Linked DNA regions of Homo sapiens: region 2 is linked to region 1. The links are chromatin contacts, found by Hi-C or POLR2A ChIA-PET in ENCODE. All regions are on one chromosome and are shown on one strand. Each heading gives the region's core, a stretch centred on a gene start or an enhancer-like site at or near the end of the contact. The rest is flanking DNA. Distances are from core to core; before and after follow the strand shown. Region 1 has its middle 79 kb from the start of CDH19. Region 2 has its middle 120 kb from the start of CDH19.

Region 1 (5,702 bases), core at 1,673-4,172:
ATTCACTCAACTCTTTGAGATTGCTAATCTTATGCATTGAAATAAAACAATGCATTCCAATAAAACCTATTAGAATATGTACTGTCTTCTGGGTGTGTTCTCAAATATACCTTATAGGATATATACAAAATAGGAAATATTAATCCTGTTTCATAGAGGAGAAAAGTTTCAAGAGGTCAAGTAAGCTACACATGGTCCTAAAACTGACACAAAAAAATAAACACCAGCTTTGAGGACTCCTTTGCTGCTGTCTCTGCTGGGGCCCTGTCACTACATCTGTGGCCTATACATAGGTCAGTGTTCTCCAGTAAGTGCTGAACAAACTCCAGAACATGCTGTCAGACACTGTGGAGGCACTGAATGAGTCAAGTGACATTTACATATACATTATCAATGAGTAGAATTAGATATGCCAACTATGAACATTGAGTTTTCTGGAAGTTTCCAATGTCTTTATTTAGAGCTTATTTCTTGAATATTTGTCATTCTCAAGGAAATTCCAAATAGAAGAAATCAGTACAGAACGAAAATAAAATCACCTTACAAAAATATTTAAAATCTTAGGAAAATGTAAGACACACTTGAGTCTTCTGACATTTTGGAAAAGAAATTGTAAAAAGAAACAAACTGAGTCCTGGGAAAAATACTTTCAAAACACATATAAAGATTAGTTATTTTAAATATGCAAAGAACTATTAAAACTCAACAATATAAACAAAAAAATGGACCAAGACCTCAACAGAAACCTCAACAAAAAAGCTATATAGATGCAAATAAGCATATGAAAAGATAAATTATATATCATATATCATCAGGTAAATGCAAATTAAAACATCTATGCAATTTCACCATACACCTGTTAGAATGGCCTAAATGCAGAACACTGACAACACCACATGCTGGCAAGCACATGGGGAAGCTGGAACTCCCATTCACTGCTGATAGGAGTGCAGAATGGTACAGACAATTTGGAAGACAGTTTGGTGGTTTCTTACAAAACTAAACATAGCTATACCATCCAGCCAATTGTATTTCTTGGTATTTATTGAAAGGAGTTGAAAAATTATTTCCACACAAATCCCTGCACATGGATGTTTACAGCAGTTTTATTCATAATTATCAAAACATGGATGCATCCAAGATATCCTTCAATTGGTGAATGGATACATAAACTGTGGTACATCCAGAAAATGGAATATTCAGCACTTGAAAGAAATGAGCAATCAAGTCATGAAAAGGGGTGGAGAAATCTTGAATGCATATTAGTAAGTAAAAGAAGACAATTTCAAAAGGCTATACATTACGATTCCAACAATAAGACATTCTGGAAAAAGCAAAACTATGAAGACAGTAGGAAGATCCTCAGTTGCCAGGGGTTAGGAGACAGAGAGAAGTGAATAGACACAAAGAAGAGGATATTCAGGGCAATTAAACAGTTCTGTATGATACTACAGTGGTGGGTACATGACATTACATACTTTTCCCGACCAGTAGAACATACAGTACCAAGAGTGTGAGCATCAGCTATAGACTGGGTGATTATGATGTGTCAATGTAGGTTCATCAATTGTAACAAATGTACCACTCTGGTGGGGATATTAATAATGGAGTGTGTGTGTGTGTGTGTGTGTGTGTGTGTGTGTGTGTGTAGGTTAGGGACTTTTATAGGAATTCCCTTTACTTCCCATTCATTTTTTTGGGATCCTAAAACTACTTTAAAAAAAAATATTAATATCGTTATAAAACAAAACAAAAATCAACCAAACAAAAAAATCCCACAGCTGTGATTACCCTAATTACAAACAAGTGTGCAGTGGGACTTGTGTATTTTACGGACAGTGATCCTTGAGAAAACCTTAAGTTTCCTACTGACCTTAAATTTTATCATTCTCAGCATGTGAGGCAAATAGTGAATAACTACAACTATAAAATAATTTTATATCTTTATCTACATGTTCAAATTTTATTCTATGCTTCTTGGATGGCAAAGAGTTGGTAAACAAAATAAATAGCTAATTCCTGTTCTCTACAATTTCTTACTTTTCCTGAGAAGAACAAAAAACATTTATTTTCTTAGTAAAGATGCTATTTCTTTCCTGGGACTGTACCTTTACAAAATAAGATAAATATGCCTGCTGCAACTATACCACTTAGAAACAGAACCAAGAAAACATAATCACTTAAAAATTTTTCGAATATAAATGTCATTACAAATAGAAAAACAGTTGCCCAGAACCCTGTGATCCTGTAGGAAATCAGTTAATAAAAATGAAATTTAAATGCACAGACATGAAAATCCTGTACTAGTTGATAGACTTTATCACCAGTTTGTGTTCTTATCAATAGCAGCAGACATCTGACTATATTCACTTTGGTTTACTCTGAGCATATTTTTCAAATTTAAACCTATTTTAACAAGACAAATGAAGTGACAAATGCAATAAATTAGAATGCATTATACAAGCAAATACATTTTTAGCCCTGTAGTTACAGAAAAAAAAAAATAAAAGAGAAAAACAAAACCTCACACCTATTCTTCATCTTTACTAAAGGAAGATGCCAAATACCCAGTTGGGGGGAAAGCAATTTTGAAGCAGTAGCAGTCATTACAAAGAAGATGACTCTGTGAATGTGGAGGTTACAGGTTCTTTTCTTTCCTCCTTTCTCTTTCTTTCTGCCTTCCCCCCATCAAAACACAGCTTAGAGAACAGTAGCAGATGTCCTCATTCCAGGGAAGTGCCAAGCAGCCATCTCTCTTTTGCTGTGACGGCTTCCACAGAAGGGAAGCTGTTTGCCCCGTTTCGTTCTACATGTTTGTGAATATTTGATTTTCACAGAAGACAAAAAAGGGCAAGAGCTTTGGAATTCAATAGAAGGTCAGAGTGGCAATCTTTTTGCCTGTTCCAGCTTCTTTTTATACTCTGACATCTGGCGCCCATTACCAGAACAAATTAGAGCAATTCCAGGCAGCAGCAGAGGAAGAGGACTTCCTGTTCTCAGACAGCACCGTTATCAGTGTGAGCACAGAAACTAAGGCTCAAAACAATGCAGCCATAGAAATAGATTTGTGGCACTTGTTTTGCAAGTGTAAAGCATAGCCCACAGCAAGTGTAATTAAGGATGTGCATTTCATCACAGAGCAATGATACTATTGATGAGGTTCAATTTAATTTTCATGTTATTATGATATTAAACCCAACTGTGTGGAATTCCACTTTCAAAATCCAAACATAACTATGCACTCAGGTTTTTAGTTTTTTGTTTATCAAAGCATGAAAATCAGTCATAAAAAGTATTATAAAACCCAACAACTTAACTCATTTTTAGGATGCTACAATGTGTCTACGTAGGTCATTCAGAAAATTCTTCATTTAATAGGTCTGTCTCCTATTTAGTTCTTTCCACTTTCTTGATCACACATACTGGGTGTTTTGCCAAATACCCCTTGCAAATACCTCTAAAAATCTCACTGAAAGTAGCTAAACTCCCTTAATATTTGCTCTACCTCTTTGGAAGCTGTATTTGGCTTCCTTTAAAAAATCATATTTTTTCAAATAAAAATGAACTCTTCTAGGGAACTGCACACAGGAAAGGAGCAAACCGTATTGTTCAAATAGAATACAGAAGTTAAACTTCTCAATAACTTGCTCAGTGGCTATGGCAGTTTTTCATCTAAAATTTTTGTGATATTGGGTATGCAAATCACAGATCTGAGCCACTAAATGGTAACTTAGGATGGAATGCATGGATCATTAAGTGATTCTGTGATGTCTTTAAAAAAATATTTAAGCTGGGCATAGTGGCTCTCACCTGTAATCCTAGCTCTTTGTGAGGCTGAGGTGGGTGGATCCTTTGAACTCAGGAGTTTGAGACCAGCCTGGGCAACATGGCAAAACCACTTTTCTACAAAATAAATATAAATAAAAAATTAGCTGGTTATGGTGGCATGCACCTGTAATCTCAGCTACTTGGAAGGCTGAGATGGAGGATCATTTGAGGCATTGAAGTCAAGGTTGCAGTGAGCCAAGATTGCACCACTGTAATCCAGCCTGGGTGACAGAGTGAGACCCTGTCTCAAAAAAATAAAATGATATAAAAGTTAAAAAAATTAGAATAAATTATGATAGTCATTGAATATGTGTTGTAATTACGTGTATTAAACCATAAAAATAGCTTTGTTCTAATCAGTGGATGGAACAAAATATAGTCTCAGAACTTTACATTTATTCTTGATTATATACATATACCTACATTTTCTTCATTTATTGTCACAATGTCCACTTTTCTCTTCCCCAACTTCCTCACTATAATTATATGTTGATTTGTGTTATTTATGTAAAGTCTTGACGTCAAATTTTTATCATATAATTTGTGATATATATTTGTGTATATGTACACATATGCATACACTTGTATTCTATATAATATAATGGGGATTCACTAAATATTAAATGACAAATTACCTGTCCCCTCTACTTAAACACTGTGATTTGCTGTGCTTATTTAGTACAAATTTTGGATTCTTTCCAGTACTATTACATGTTGGTTTTAAATTTACATGTAGAATCTAAATACTAATATTATACCTACACTTAAGTGAAAAATATTACAACAGAAGAGGCAGAAAAAATTTGGTGAGAGTTGAATGCTTTGCCTAATTTGTTCTTTTTAAAAGAATTATGTTTTCAATAACATGGCAAATTTGTTGGCTTAAAAAAGAGATTTCTGCACTGTAGAGGTATAATAAATAGTAGAGCTACTGCATTTGTTGAGAAGCTCATGGGCAATTGGAATGGACAGCTCTAAGATATGTGCACAATGAGTAAGTAGTTGAGACTGAATGCTATGCATTGCTTTCTCACTGTCTCATTCTGATAGTTTTAAAAAACATTTTGTCTCTTTTGTTGTTGTTTGTATTTGTCTATTCAATGCTTTTCTAGTTGGGTCTATGATAGCAGAAAGATGAAAGATTCCCCTTGAATGCTATTATAATTTCTGTACATAATCCATAAATGAAAGAAAATACTTTTCCATAATAAGAAATGTATTTTGCATTTGGAGTAGAAATTCAATTTTTTAAGTGAAAATAATTATTAAGTATTTATTATTAAGTATAAGAATTATTATTTCATCTTTCAAATATCAATATTTCCATATAATTATATTTTCTCATAATAATACGATTAGTATATTTTGTCTAGTTTAAATAGTTAGATTTTATAACTCTCTTCTACAGGATTATGTGAATGATAAAATTCACATATCATAACCAATTTTGAGAAATGAAATAAAATGTGAGTAATTTTTACTTTGTTATTTTATTGTATAACTGTAGGGATATCATTATTTATATATATATATTTATGTAACTAATTCACATATTTTACAAATGTGTGTATATTCTAAATTAAATGCCAAATGCTTTTTAAATAAAGTATGATATAATTGTAATTTTATTAGTTTCCAAGAAATTTAAATTTACAATTAACCAAAATGGTCTAACTGTAGTTAAATTTTACAAGATTTTTAAAAATCTATTTATTTTTATTATTATTGTTATTTTTGAGACAGAGTCTTGCTCTCTCGCCAAGCTGGAGTGCAGTGGTGAAATCACAGCTCACTACAACCTCTGCCTCCCGGGTTCAAGCAATTCTCCTGCCTCAGCCTCCCAAGTCATTGGGATTACAGGCGCCCATGCCCAC
Region 2 (5,702 bases), core at 1,971-4,470, 42 kb after region 1:
GTTTACAATCCTTTATCTACACACAGAGCAGTGATTGGTGCGTTTTTACAGAGTGCTCATTGGTGTGTTTATAATCCTCTAGCTAGACAGAAAAGTTCTCCAAATCCCCACTCAACCCAGGACATCCAGCTGGCTTCACCTCTCAGTAAGGCAAAGTATTATATTAAAATAAAATTGGAGAAACTTTTTTTTTAAACCAACAGACCTATACTTCTAGAAACACTAAAAGAAGTCCATCAGCAACACAGTACTGACACCAGATGGACACTCAGATGTGTAGGGAAGAAGAAGGAGCAGCAGACATGCCAAATATGTAGGCAAATATTTTTAAATATACATTTTCCTCTCTTAATTTCTTTAAATAATATACAATTGTTGAAAAATATTATAACTCTATATCACAATGATTACACACACATCACACAAACAGTGAGAAAGCAGCAACTATTTTGTTTCAACTTATTTTATGTGAAGTAGTATAATGGTAACTTTAAGCAGACTAATATGTTGAAAAGGCACAATGTAATCTCTAGAGCAATATTGAAAAAATGCAAACAGCCATAGCTAAAACATCAATAGATAATTAAAATGGAATGCTAACATTCATTCAAGGGGCACATTTCTAGAAATTATTTGCTCCAACAAGGACCTCCAATCCATTGAGACTCTCAACTACTCACTGACCATCTCCCTCATGTCTCCACATTCCTCATGGTTCATCTAGGATTTTGAGGCTTCTAAAAAATATTTATTCTTTTACACACACCTTCAACACCCTTCTCCCCCACTCTGTCACGGTTTCCTTGAATGCTAATTCTACTTACTTGATGTCTGTTTCTGAGCAGTTTAAGGTTGAATGCCAACCATTCTGACTTATATCAACCGAAATTTACCACTGCAACTCAGCAGGGTAAACAAGCCTGCTAATTTTCTCTAGTCAAAGCATTCTCCCAATTTCAGAAAGGACTGTGGTAGTGAGTATTCTCTTTACATTACCAGTACAACTTCTTCATTGCATACCTGTAAGAAATGGCCTTGATTTATTTCAACAGGGAAAAAGAAGCAAACAAATGGAATGGTTCATCTTGATACCATTAAATCTCTTACTCTAACTGTACCCGGAAACCATGGTTTTCCACTTGTTAGAATGGAATAACGGCCCTGCCTATCTACGGCCAAGCTCTCCAGTTCTGCAGTGAATCAAAACAGTTCTCATTTTTCTAAAACATTATTCAAGAAATAAACCACAATTGTTTCCTTTATCATTTGTCAGAACGTTCTGACATTGACTTCCATGTTGCCACATTTAGTGGGCAATTTCCTGTCTTCATTCTATTTGATATCAGCAAAATTTGAGGGAGATAGAATGGCCCAATTGTTTAGATGTATACGTGTTGGTTTTTTCACCTTCTTCTCTAGCCAATCCTGCCTAGAATCCTTGCTAGATTCTCTTCTACAGAAAATTTACCTCTACATATAAATATCAGATGTAAATAACAGTATATTTCTCCAAGGGTCAACAATTTTTTAATAACATAAATCAGTTAAAAGGAGCAGCAGCAAGTCGTCTGAACTTTCAACAAAAATTAAACACAAATGAAAATAGTACTATTTTATGTGGGTCTCAATATCCTTTTTTTTTTTTTCCTTTTGATACAGAGTCTTGTTCTGTCACCCAGGCTGACTGCAACCTCCCCCTCCCAGGTTCAAGGGATCCTCCTGCCTCAGCCTCTTGAGTAGCTGGGATTACAGGAGTCCAACACCATGTCAAGCTAATTTTTTGTGTGCTGTTAGTGGAGACGGGGGTTTCACCATGTTGGCCAGGCTGGTCTCGAACTCCTGAGCTCAAGTGATCCATCCACTTCAGCCTTCCAAAATGCTGGGATGGTAAGCATGAACCACTGCACCTGGCTTCAATCCTTTTAAAATATCATTTTTTTTTAATTCAGCAAATATTCAGACATACCAAAGAATAGAGACACTAAAGGGGGAATATGTCTGACCTGTCTTTTATCTTACGCTGAGCAGAAAAGTCTCAGGGCCTGCAGAAATTTCATTCAGGACAGAATGAATGTTTCCTCCACTAAGTTAGGTTGAAAGTAAAGTTTGAGACAAATAAATGTGTGTGATTATTATAGTCTACAAGCTATGCTTGTTCAATATGAACAACTGCATTCATTGGCTTTGGAGGGCTGATCTTTCAGTCTGTCCAAGATGTGAAATATTAGCATGCAGAAAGGGCCCTTTCTGATTTAAATCTGAGAAAGAAAGACTGTCTCCTCTAAGAAATCTTTTGCTATTTTAGCTACATCAACGGTAACTGAAGTTGATGCTTTAGATGGCATGTAGGTTGCATTTGCTTCAGTCTTTGGGATAGGAAGGGTTCTAGTCTGAAAGGAAAGTGTAAGTGGGAGAAAACTGAGAGCCATGTTCTGAGAGCACTTACACTTGTAATCGTGGGTTTCTGGAAAAGTGGAACTCTAACAGGGATTGGGAAGTAGGTTAGTAGTAGAGAGGGGTCCAGAAAGCTTCCTTAGACTCTGGGAGAATCTTTTACTACATCAAAACTGCAAAATTAAATGGACGTAGAAAGCCATTATATCTCTGCTATATACTTTAAAAAGCTCCACAACTAATTAGAAAAAGTTGGCTATGGTTGGTTATTAAAGAATAACTCTAGTTATTTTTTTACATTCTATTCACTATTTTCTTCTCAGTCTCAGGTTATACTGTCAATTGCTTATCAGAATCTTTATGAAGAAGGCATCTTTGCAAAATCATTTTATTCTGAGACTTTATTTTAAAAATATGACAATACAAATATCATCCTTTAAAAGTCTTCCCTCTAGCCTCCAAAAGCATTACCCATATGAGGTATACAAAGTCTTGTACAACACATTATAATGTCACTACAATTCTTCCTATTTATTCCCAAATGAGGAACATTAGCAATGACATTAAGAACCAGATGAGAAAGAAATCAAACTTCAGAAGACAGAGAACAGAGCATACGCTCATATCTCTTGTGGATGAAGCTATGTTTATATCAATGATAGTGAATTTCAGAATGTACTGTCCTGAATTTTGCAAGCTGAACAAAGACATATTGTAAAACAAGATCACGCTTTGTGGTAGAATTGTGAACTGCTAGGAATCAATAAGAGGAGAAAGTTCATGTTGCCACACCCCAGTCAGAAATGAAGTGGAAATACAAGAAACCATGCCAAAGGTAGGCGGCTTTGCAAACAAACCACAAGTACTGACTCCATGAGCAGCTTAGTCCCTAAGCGCAGATATTTGCCTTTTTGAACAGCTGTTTATTGTAGAACTTGACTGTTCTACAATCAAATTTTTCTCAAGGAAACACAGAGTTATTACAGATCTTGAATATATTGTTCAGAAGTCACAGTGAAAATGTAAAATCAAGAGTACTCTCTGAAATACCACTAAGACAGAGTGATTTCTGATACATTCATTCCCAAAACAGTTCAAGTCTCTTGTCTATCTGATATATGACAGGCATAGGCTTTGCTATAAAAACTGCAAGGACAAATGAAACTAGCTCTTGCGGTCAGATTGCCTACTTTCTAAATGAAAGAAACTCAGGTCAATTCACATTTTAATATGTTTTTGTAAAAGGCATAAATGGTATATGCACAGGGCTTTTTATGAGGAACATAGAAGAGAGAATTAACCATGTCTAACTGGTAGGAAGCACTGAAAGTCACCTCTAGTACAATATTTCTCCACACAAACAGGTTTAATAAAAGTGTATGTTTTAAGGCATAATAAGAAACTGTAGCATTGTGGTTGGGCATAATGGCTCACGCCTATAATCCCAGCACTTTGGGAAACTGAGGTGGGAGAATTGCTTGTGTCTAGGAGTTTGACACCAGCCTGGGCAACATAGAAAGACCCAATCTCTACAAATAATCATAATAATAACTGTTCTAGGCATGTGGCACATGCTTGTAGTCTCAGCTATTTGGGAGGCTGAGGCAGGAGGCTTGCTTGAGCCCAGGGGTTTGAGGCTGCAGTGAGCCGTGATCATGCCACTGCACTCAGCCTGGACCACAGAGTGAGACACTGTCTCTAAATAAATAAATAAATAAATGAATAAACAAACAAATAAAACTTAAACATTGCTTTGCTACTTATAAGATAAATGGGGTAGCTGAGGCCCTCCTCCAGGGTGGGATCATGCCAGCTGGTGCACTGGAAGGCTCATAGTGCTTGTTCACATATCTGATTCCCAGAGCTCTGTGACAGATCCTGAGCCATTTTCTCTGGGTGGGTAGAGGAGAGTTGGTTAAACCCTTCCAGCCAGCTTACCAAAGCAAAGGTGCCAGATAAATACATACTATGCTAGTTTAGTTTAATTAATTTATCTTACCATAGCATTTTATTTATGTATTTATTTTAGGATGGTGGTTTATAGGAGAAACCTAATAACATAAAGGCACTTGTGACTCAGGAGAGAGGGCCCCACAGGTTGTTGGAAATATTACCTGAGCAGTGCAGGAGTATCTTGTGAGTAGCCTGTGCTGTAGGGTCTGCAGCCAGAAAGAGAAATAGGAAAATCTAAGGGAAAGTAGAACACTGTGTCAAATGCTTATAAGATCTCCAAAGCAAGGACATGATGGTGGAGAGGAGGGTGGCATTGAAACACTCCCAGAACATGTACTATATGATTCTACTACATTTTAAAATTCACTCATCAACTTATGCCTTTGCCTTTTCTTTCCTACTAGATGTGAGTCCCTGGAAGGCAGGGCCCTGCTCTAATCTAGCTGTCTTTTCACAGCAAAAGCAGGCAATGGAGGAATCAGAGAAGGCAAATGAAGGGCAAAGGCTCCCATGCCTTGATGAGGACAATAGATTGGTCACAGTTTGACTGATGCCTGGCCACTGCAGGTAAATGAATCAAATGCATACACAGCACACGGATTATAGCTACACACATAGCTCACAGGTTATCTGTGGCTGATCAAACTAGTGTGCAAAACTCATGGAACGCACCCAAAATCCTGAATCATACATTCACAAAATTGGGGAAAAGCTGCAAGATGAAACTTAAAGAAGTTTATTTTGGATTACAGTATATATTTCTGATATGCTCAGTTGGTATAAACCATTATAAACAGAATGGCAGAAAATAATAGGGTGACACTTGCAAATAAATGAAATGCATGATCTTGAAATCGAATAGACTAAGCTTTAACATGCATTGTCTTGCAGGCCCTGTGACCTCAACTCATTTAACCAAAGCCTCACTCATTTCATCTAACAACTAGAGATGGTAATTTCACTTAGCACAAACTCTCCCACAAGTTAAGATTTGATAAATCTTGACCATTATGTTTTTTTCAGTGAGTTGTATATGAAAATATTTCACTGTGTGCTTTTAAAATAATATTTATTTTTGTTTGTAATTGACAGATGATAATTGTACATATTATTGGTGGACTATGTTATGTTTCAATACATGGATACATTGTGCAATGATCAAATCAGGGTAATTAACATATCCATCACTTCGAACACTTTTTTTTTTTTTTATGAGACACAGTTTCACTCTACCTTCTGGGCTGGAGAGCAGGGTGCAATCTTGGCTCACTGCAACCTCTGCCTCCCGGATTCAAGTGATTCTCATGCCTCAGCCTCCTAAGTAGCTGGGAATACAGTCGAGCACCACCACGCCA

The links. Hi-C counts contacts between places; a loop is a spot of excess contacts on that map. ChIA-PET counts read pairs that join two places held with the same protein, here RNA polymerase II (POLR2A). Pooled maps may share reads with other maps.
Region 2: a loop to region 1 is called in a map of heart right ventricle, with 3 times the contacts of the local background. The contact joins two enhancer-like sites. A Hi-C loop is called at or near these places in 5 of 168 maps with a recorded cell type or tissue (Right ventricle myocardium inferior, dorsolateral prefrontal cortex, heart left ventricle and 2 more) and 4 of 50 pooled maps. POLR2A ChIA-PET finds 5 or more read pairs at or near these places in 1 of 52 experiments (activated CD4-positive, alpha-beta T cell).

The regions. Positions count from the first base shown.
Region 1 is chr18:66,680,194-66,685,895 of GRCh38, forward strand. No RefSeq gene overlaps it. Among named protein-coding and RNA genes, the nearest start is that of CDH19, 79 kb to the left of the region's middle. Within about 2 kb of position 2,923, at least 5 of the 41 ENCODE cell types and tissues checked have a DNase peak (open chromatin) inside an H3K27ac peak, as active enhancers do.
Region 2 is chr18:66,721,656-66,727,357 of GRCh38, forward strand. No RefSeq gene overlaps it. Among named protein-coding and RNA genes, the nearest start is that of CDH19, 120 kb to the left of the region's middle. Within about 2 kb of position 3,221, at least 4 of the 41 ENCODE cell types and tissues checked have a DNase peak (open chromatin) inside an H3K27ac peak, as active enhancers do.